Regions from separate parts of the Homo sapiens genome. Here region 2 is linked to region 1. Evidence: chromatin contacts called from ENCODE Hi-C or POLR2A ChIA-PET data. All regions are on one chromosome and are shown on one strand. Each heading gives the region's core, a stretch centred on a gene start or an enhancer-like site at or near the end of the contact. The rest is flanking DNA. Distances are from core to core; before and after follow the strand shown. Region 1 has its middle 13 kb from the start of LINC03013. Region 2 overlaps HERPUD2 (HERPUD family member 2).

Region 1 (4,599 bases), core at 863-3,362:
CAAGCTCTGGAAGAATGAAGCCTGCGCCATGGGTACCTTTTAACCACAAGGTTCAGCATTTCTTTTCAAGGAGAACTTATGGCTGGAAATATGGATGGAAGCTGAACAAAGGACTTGTCTTGAACATTGCACACTACTATACTAAAGACTGAGAAAAATGTCAGTTGTTCCTATCAAAGGATGAGGGGGTTGATGGACATCAGCACCTTTGGCATCATTGTTGATTCCAGAGTGTCCTTAGTTTTTGAGCCACCTCCAAGCAGCCTTGTCAATCACTGCAAGATGCATGCCACTGGCTTCCCCCTCTCAGGCGAGAGCCACCTGGGGTACAGACAGTGGGTCCAGCACTGTGGGAGGCATGGCGACAGCCCTCACAGACTCCTCCCATAATTTACACACACTTCCAATAGACTGGCGACCCCCACACCCCCACCAGGTTCCAATGAGAAACACTTTCTAAAGAACTCTCTCTTGTTAGAACAGCTTCCCTGAGCACAGGAACCAGGGAAGCAATCAGCATCAGCTCAGCTTGACTGTCCCCTACTGCCTGTGCATGTCCCTCCAGTAACTAAGCTGTTTTTACTCAACTTTTGGGTGTTAGCTGGTGAGTCATGGCCTCAAGGGAGCCTACACTGACTAGACTAGGCCTGGTGTTGCCCTCTTTACTTCTTCATAATGAGTAAAGGTTGACACAAATTGTGTATTTAATTATTGCAGATAACACAGAGAGGGATCATGCCCATATTGATAGCCCTTCAAGGCCTAGCATAGTGCCTGGAACATGGTAAATAGTAACATTTATGAATGTCAGCATCTCTGCAGAGCTTTCCCTACATGGATTACAGCTTAGGCTAAAGCACTTGATATATTGCCCACTCCTGCTGTTAATATTTTTAACTAGTTATTTTTCATATTATATAAGCAACATGTGAATACAAGTTCATTGTAAAAAAAATCAAACTCATATAAAAGCTATAGTCTTTTATATGTAAATGATGCCACAATAAAGCTACTTTTTAAAAAGCCGCGATCCTCCTTCACAACTCCACACCAGCCCAGTCCCATTCCTTTCCCAGACACACACTCCACTCTTAACAGTTTCATGTGTAAACTTCTAGATCTTCTTCTGTGTGTTTTCATACATGTACATATCTTCATACATTATGTGCTTTCATACATGTATATTCAGATGAATACTCATATATTTGTGTTTTTGCACATATATACATTGTGCACATACATTCAGAGTGTTTTAGTCAGAGTGCAATCAGAAGGCAGAGCAGTGCTAGATATGACATTGCAAGCAGAGGGAATTTAACAGAGATGGTGGGGGAGTTCAGTGGCCACAGAACAGCAGGAAGCCACTATCAACCCTGGAGCTGGAGGGACAGAGGGAGGAAGCAGAGTTACCAGAGCCCAGGAGCTTGGGTCAACTGGAAGAATCTGGGACCATGGCAGCACTTCCAGCTAAATCTGGAGCAGTAGAGGAAGAGGCTATCTGACAGTAGGTGGAGACATGGACGAAACCTATCAGACACCATGTGAAGCAGGGAGAAAGGGAGACATAACCTGTCTTCTTCCCTCCTCTCATTCTCCAGTGTCTGTCACTGGCTCTCCTTAGCCAGTCTGGAAATGAGCCTGGAAAATGTAGTTCCCAAGGATACAAAGCCCAGATAGAGGATGGTCTGGAATGGATCTGAGAGCAAGCAGACAAAAGGCCAGCACATGAAGTTGAAAATAAAACACATAAATAGCATCATGGTATATGTAATGTTCTAAATTTATCACTTACCATTTTTACAGAGATAAAATCTGGTTAAAATGGCCATTGAGAGCAGGCTTGATCCACAGAATGAAAGGTACAGCAGGAGAGCACAGAGGCAGACAGCAAGGAAAGACATGCTACAGAAGGGCAGCCCAGGGGCTGGGGTGGGTGCAGGTCTTGTTCCTTGGGAACCAGGCCTGATCTGCTCTGCAGAGTGGGAGGAGGGCAGGAGTATGAGATGACCATTGCCCAGCAGTAGTATCAAAGACTCAGAGAGTTTACAGCCTGAAGGAAACTTAGGTCTCCCATTTCAACTCATGACTTCTACAGAATAAGGAACTGAAAAGCAGAAAGTGATGGGCCCGGCAACCCAAAGTATCTCAGCTAGTTTTTTTTTTTTTTGTCATTTTTGGTTTTTTGGGGCATGGTGGAGGAGGTGTTAGGGGACAGTTTAGCACCAATGCCTCCTCTTCCTGCTGTGAGTCACCGAGCAGCCTAGCAGAAAAGCTGTGAGGAGAAATGAGAAGCTCTAGAGGCAATCAAGCTCATCTGTCCTGCTGGGGGGCCAGTGTTAGACACCTGACATGTCTTAAAAGCGGAGTCACCAAAGGACATCTTTTTCTTAGAAACTCCCCTAGCCTCCAGAGTCTGGTTTTAAACTGTCTGTGGCATAATCTCAGAGCCTCCAGCAGGTCTCAGGGACTGTGCTAGATACAAAGATGAATGAGATAAGATAATGAACAAGAGACATATTTCCAGGAGCTCTGAGCCTCACAGGGAATCAGAAGTGAATAAAAGGGAGCATGATGCAATGTGATAAATATAATACCTATGGCACAGAAGAGGAGTTGATAATTGCTGGGGGAAGCAAGAGCAGGGAGCTGGGAAAAGAAAGCTTCACAAAGGTAACCGCAGGGAAAGTGTTGAAGGAGGAATAGGAGCTTTTCAGAACACTAACCCCAATGTTAATAACTGAATTAGACCAACCTTCCCCAAAGACCACTATTATTCCTCAAGGATTTACACAGAAACTGTTCTTATCCCATTTACCTCTTATTACATAATGGGAACCCCCCACCCACCCACACACACACACACATATTTGAAAGTATATGATAGATGAAATGAGTTCACTGCCCCATCAACCATGATCGGCAGGGCCAGATTAAGATCTTCAGAGACTCTGGGCACTGCAAAGTTGATGGTGCTTCCATACGTAATTTAATGTAGGAAACAATGCCATCATGCACATGCCTGTAAAGAAGTCCAGCAAAGTTCTGGTTTTTCCTACAATGACACATTTTAGATGTTTTTCAAAATATCAAATAGCCAACATCACCCATGTAATGGTACTGGGATTCTTTTGGTGCCCCTGCTCTGCCAGTGCCCATGCCTGCTTATGGGTGACCCTGCACTGATGAGGCAGCCCCTTCCCACGCCAGAAACCCCAGGTGGGGTTGGCCTCATAAGTTCATATTCCTATTCTTAACCAAATGGACTTAAAGTTGTTCTTTCACTTCCCCATATATCACATGCATTATGACTTTGTTCTTTATCCCTTTCTGTCAACAAACACTCAACCTGCAACCCACGAAGGCCGTCTGAAGGTCTAGTGGTCTGGTTAACCATAAAGAAAGACTGGTGTGAGAAATGCTATTTTCTTATACTAAGCTCAGCTGCTTGTAGCAAGAGGAAGACCATGTGACAGTGAGGTGTTTATGAGCACAGGCTTTAAAAACAGCCATGGTTTAGCCGGGCGCAGTGGTTCATGCATGTAATCCCAGCACTTTGGGAGGCTGAGGTGGGCAGATCATGAGGTCAGGAGCTCGAGTCCAGCCTGACCAACATGGTGAAATCCCATCTCTACTAAAAAAAATACAAAAATTAGCCAGGCATGGTGGCACACGCCTGTAATCCCAGTTACTCAGGAGGCTGAGGCAGGAGAATCGCTTGAAACCTGAGAGGCAGAGATTGCAGTGAGCCAAGATCGCGCCACTGCACTCTAGCCTGGGAGACAGAGCAAAACTCCATCAGAAAAAAAAAAAGAAAAAAGAAAAAACAGCCATGGCTGGGTTCAACATTTGCTCTTTCACTTAACCATACGATCTTGGGCAAGTTACTTTACACCTGTAAATCCAAATTTTATCATCTATAAAATGTGCTTAATAATAGCACCAGCCGGGCGTGGTGGCTCGCGCCTGTAATCTCAGCACTTTGGGAGGCCGAGGCAGGTAGATCACCTGAGGTCAGGAGTTCGAGATCAGCCTGGCCAACATGGTGAAAACTCATCTCTACTAAAAATACAAAAATTAGCCGGGGGTGGTGGCGGGCACCTGTAATCCCAGCTACTCGGGAGGCTGAAGCAGGAGAATAGCTGAACCCAGGAGGCAGAGGTTGCAGTGAGCCAAGATTGCGCCACTGCGCTCTAGTCTGGGTGACAAGAGCAAAACTCTGTCTCAAAAAAAAAAAAAAAAAAAACAGCACCTACCTCCTTACCTCATGAAGTAATTTGTTGAACAAATATTTAGTATACTCTTACTATGTGCCAGGCACTATCCTTGAACAGGGGATACAGCAGTGAGCAAACAAAATCTTTGCCCTAGAGCTTACATTCCAGAGGAAAAAGATAGACAAAAAAAAAAATAGATATCATGTATATATTTAATTATATATAATTATATATCATGTTACAAGGAAAGAGCTAGGCAGCATTGGGGAGAGCTTTCATTTTAGATGGAGTGACCAAGAGCCTGAGTGATAAGGTGACTCTATGGACATGAAAGTGACAGGTAGGCACCAGGGGGACAGCCTTCCAGGCAGGGGGAACAGTCTGC
Region 2 (4,599 bases), core at 1,079-3,578, 82 kb before region 1:
ATTATAAGGTCTAGGTTTTGTTTTAAACTCTAGCCCAAGGATAAAAAAGGAAACAGAAGGGGAACTAGATGAACAATGGTAGTTTGCTGATTGTTGAAGTTAGGTATTAGCTGCACTGGGGTTCATTACAATATCTTCTGTACTTTGTGAATGTTTAAAAAGTACAATAAAGTCTTTAAAAATAAAAAAGCAGTATATAAAAATACTGACTGTTTAACCTAAATATCCATCAGCAGGGACTGGTTCATTAAATTATAGTAATCTGTATAATAGAATGCTGTGCAATTAATAAAGAATGAGACAGCTGGGCTTCCCTATAGTCATAGATACTCGGGAGGCTGAGGCAGGAGGACTGCTTGAGCCCAGGAGTTCAGGGAAGTCTGGGCGATATAGTGAGATCCCATCTCTAACAAAATAAAAATAAAAACTAAAAAATATATATTATATAAACAAAGAATGGGACAGCTCTTGTGTATTAATGTGGTGCAGTTGTTAATATATTTAGTGAAAAAACAAGATATAGGCTAGTGTGTACAGTAAGCCCTCACTTCCATTGTCAATAGGTTCTTGGAAACTGTGACTTTAAACAAAATGATGTATAACAGGTCCTGGAATAATGTCATATTTTTATAACATTAATGAAAAAAAAGTTGGTTTTGTTAATATTGTTTCACTTAAAGTTGCAGTTTCCAAGACCCTATCGTGATTTTAAGTGAGGACTTACTGCATAGAAAGTATGCCATTATGTGTTAAAATAAACACACATATACACATGCACGCACATACACACATACTTGTGTAAGCACATTTTATCTCTAGAATAATACAGGGGAAACAGCTAATAATGGTTGCCTCTAAGGAGGGCAAGTGGTGTAAGACATAGAAATGAAACTCTTACATACTTTTGTTTCGTTTTGTTTTGAACACGGTACCACTCACATGTATTACCTCTTAGAAAATAATTTTAAAAATAAATTGCCTGTTTAATCTACTGTCTCTCTGACCAGTCTCTGTGTTCCTAAGAATAGGGAATGGGCTTTATCCATTATTACTGTATCTCTAGCATCTAGCACAATAAATATGTTTTGAACAACTTCATATGAGCATTAAGAAAATATTGAAAATAAAATACTGATTATAAGCAACTATTTAATCTAGTAATTTGTAAATTCCACTTAATTATTCAACATTAAATGAAAACATGTAAGGTTACCAACACAGTAAAAATTTCAACTATATTAAATAAAAACATTTACAAAGTAAAGGATAATGAGCTGGGCACAGTGGTTCAAGCCTATAATCCTAGCTACTTGGGAGGCTGAGATGGTAGGACTGCTTGAAGCCAGGAGTTTGAGACCAGCCTAAGCAACATAACGAGACCCTATCTCTAAAAAAAAAAATTCAATTAGCTGGGCATGGTGGCACATGTCTGAAGTCCCAGCTACTCAGGAAGCTGAGGTGGGAGGATCAGTTGAAACCAGAAGTTCAAGGCTGCAGTGAGCTATGATGGCACCACCACACTCCAGCCTCATCGACAGAGTGAGACTCCATCTATTTAAAAAAAGAAAAAGCAAGCAAGCATACTGGAAGAAAATACAAAATGTTAAATTAATTGTCTTCTTTTTTTGGCAAAAAGCAAAATAAAATAGCAGAAACATGAGGAAAATGTAACTATTTGGAATGTGTAATATGCCTGTCCCCATAGAAAATGTCATATTCTTTATGCAAGGAAAACTGAGTAAGATAATAACCTGGTTTCTCCCTCTGCCCCTAGGAAATTCACAATGAGGAAACAGCTGAAATAAACAAGCTGGAGGAAATCACAGCTGGTGGCAGAAGTTCTGACAGCTTGTTTTTTTCTTTTCAGATCGGCTATACTAGTTAGCACTGTAGGATAATAACAGAAAAAAGGGAGCAAGGCAAATTCACTGAAACACATAAAATTACTGGAGTACCTTAGAAATTATGAAAAAAAAACCAAGAAGGAGAAAGACTGTCATTCACAATTATATACTTGAAAGCTATACCAAAATACAATCATCGTAGGTTTTAAAAAGTTAAAATTACAGAGGAGAAGAGATTAAAGGAACTGGAAACTTCAGGAACAAACTTTCACAGGAAACTTGTTAAATTAGCCTTGCTTCCCCCACCACTCCATACAAGCGACCAAGCAGCAACCTCATGGAATCCCCACTGTGTTCCCAGAAGCCTCCTTTTCAAGACTCTGCGATTGCTTTATTCTCCCTATTAACCCCCTTCAAGGCAGCTCAAATGTTATCACCTCTGAAGCCCTTCCCACTCCTCCAAGCAGAGATAGTCCCACCCTCCTCCAGGCTCCCTCAGCATTTTTTTCGAGGCCATGACAGCCCATCAGCAGATGGTAATTCATTTGCCTATCTGACCTACTTTCAGTGAGAAAGTACAGAATTCATTTTCCTCTCCTGAGTGCCTAGTACACAGCAGATTCTAAAGTAAACATTTACTGAATGAAGTCACAGGGTCTTCATGCAAATAGATTTGCTCACACAGTCACCAATACTTAAAATCTGACGGGTAGATCTGACCAGAAAAAAGTTTTGAATTGTGGTTGGAGGTGGGACACTGCCATTATGAACAAAGTCAAAATACGAATGATAACCTAGGAAAGAACAGTGAAACAAATGATAGACAAAATAGTCACTTCGGCAATGCTGTTAAGAATATAGGCCTCCAAGTTAAAAATGGATTTGAATTCTAGTTCTGCTATTGTGAACTTAGGCAAACTGCATAACCTTTAAGTCTCATTCTCCTCATCCATAAGTGGCAGATAACAGTGCTGAGACCAGAGTTTTTATAAAATGTAGTGAAGTAAGGCACATATAGGTGCTTAATACAATGCCTAACTTCTGCTAATGCTCAATAAGTATTAGTTATTAATATCCTTTTGGATAAAGTGTGGTAAATGAATTTTTAAAGATAACCACCACACCAACAAATAAGCAACTCACAAAACATAAAGAATGCCTCTTTATCATGTCTCAGATTAAAACAAGGACATTCCAACTTATCACGTTAGCAAGTACATATCTGTACAAGTAAAGAGACTCAGGATCTTCAACATTACCGAGAAAGTAAACTGGTACAACTTTACTGCAATTTTGCAAGTCTTTAAGGGCCTCAAAAATCTTAAGAACACTTTTGATTCAGGAATTCCCTTTGTCACAATTTATCCTAAAATAATAACTGCTAATATGTAAGCATACATATTTAAGAATGCTGATTATGGTAATATTTCACGGGAATAAAACTGACCAAATATTTATGGTAAAAGATCGCCCCAGTTCTTCAGTCTTCTATAACAGGATTATACATGCATACTATGTGCCCCTCAGTGGCAAAGCTGGTTTACGCTGGCTTACCTGGCTCATAACAGTAGACTGCTGAGCCATGATGGGAGTATTTACACCAGAGAAATCAGCAAATGCTACAAATCTAGGGCTTTATTTCCCTCACCCCCACCAAAGCCAGCTGTTAAGCATTTACCAGCACAGCACCTGATGTAATTTTGCAATACTTCCCCCTCTCAATGCTGCTGACCTGTTGAGAGTGGCCATGTGATTGCTTTGGCCAATGTAGTATTAGTAAATGTGACAGATAGAAGACTTCAAATGTGCTCAGTCATTAGCTTGCCCTCTTGTCTTCCTGTCATTTGCCATGAGAAGAATGTGTGCCACGAAATTACTGATCTAAAGAGAATGAGAAACTTGAAACGGCCCTGAACTCAATCTACAATCCAAGAAAGAGCTGCACCAGTGACTAAAAGATCTGTGAACAAGAAAAATAAAATGTATTGTAAGCCACTGATATTTTGAGGTTAGCATGCAGCAAAACTAACTAATACGCTCTCCATCAATATATGTGTGAACAAATTAGTAAACCTACATAAAGAAAAATCATACAGACTTTAAATGTTGTGGATTTATGGCCGGGAGCAGTGGCTCACGCCTGTAATCCCAGCACTTTGGGAGGCCCAGGCAGGCAGATCACAAGGTCAGGAGATCAAGACCATCCTGACTAACATGGTGAAACCCCGTCTCTACTAAAAATACAAAAAATTAGCCAGGCGTGGTGGCAGGCGCCTGTAGTCCCAGCTACTTGGGAGGCTAAGGCAGGAGAATGGCGTGAACCTGGGAGGCAGAGCTTGCAGTGAGCTGAGATTGCGCCACTGCACTCCAGCCTGGGCGACAGAGCGAGACTCCATCTCTGAAAAAAAAAAAAAAAAGTTGTGGATTTATATTTGACCTGGAAATATGTCCAAGCTGTATTATGTTTTTTTTTAAGTTTACAAAACAAACAGTGTGATGTTTCTATTTTAAAAGCACACACAGAAGTGTTTAGAAGGATAGTTACTAAAACGTTAGTAATCGTTGTCAACAAAAAGTGTGAAACGGTGTAAAATATTTGAAGAGATTTATTCTGAGCCAAATACGAGTGACCGATGGTCTGTGACACAGCCCTCAGGAGATCCTGAGAACATGTGCCCAAGGTGGTCAGGGGATACCCTAGTTTTATACATTTTAGGGAGACATGGGACATCAAAAAGATGTGAAATATATATTG

Evidence for each region. Hi-C counts contacts between places; a loop is a spot of excess contacts on that map. ChIA-PET counts read pairs that join two places held with the same protein, here RNA polymerase II (POLR2A). Pooled maps may share reads with other maps.
Region 2: a map with no recorded cell type shows a loop between it and region 1 (10-fold over the local background). The contact joins two enhancer-like sites. A Hi-C loop is called at or near these places in 1 of 168 maps with a recorded cell type or tissue (natural killer cell), 10 of 37 single-sample maps with no recorded cell type and 8 of 50 pooled maps. POLR2A ChIA-PET finds 5 or more read pairs at or near these places in 2 of 52 experiments (OCI-LY7 and activated CD8-positive, alpha-beta memory T cell).

The regions. Positions count from the first base shown.
Region 1 is chr7:35,727,244-35,731,842 of GRCh38, forward strand. No RefSeq gene overlaps it. Among named protein-coding and RNA genes, the nearest start is that of LINC03013, 13 kb to the left of the region's middle. RefSeq lists enhancers at 1,440-1,589, 2,040-2,139, 3,050-3,299. Within about 2 kb of position 2,113, at least 9 of the 41 ENCODE cell types and tissues checked have a DNase peak (open chromatin) inside an H3K27ac peak, as active enhancers do.
Region 2 is chr7:35,645,008-35,649,606 of GRCh38, forward strand. All of the region lies in intron 5 of HERPUD2 (HERPUD family member 2), which reads right to left. Among named protein-coding and RNA genes, the nearest start is that of HERPUD2, 48 kb to the right of the region's middle. Within about 2 kb of position 2,329, at least 7 of the 41 ENCODE cell types and tissues checked have a DNase peak (open chromatin) inside an H3K27ac peak, as active enhancers do.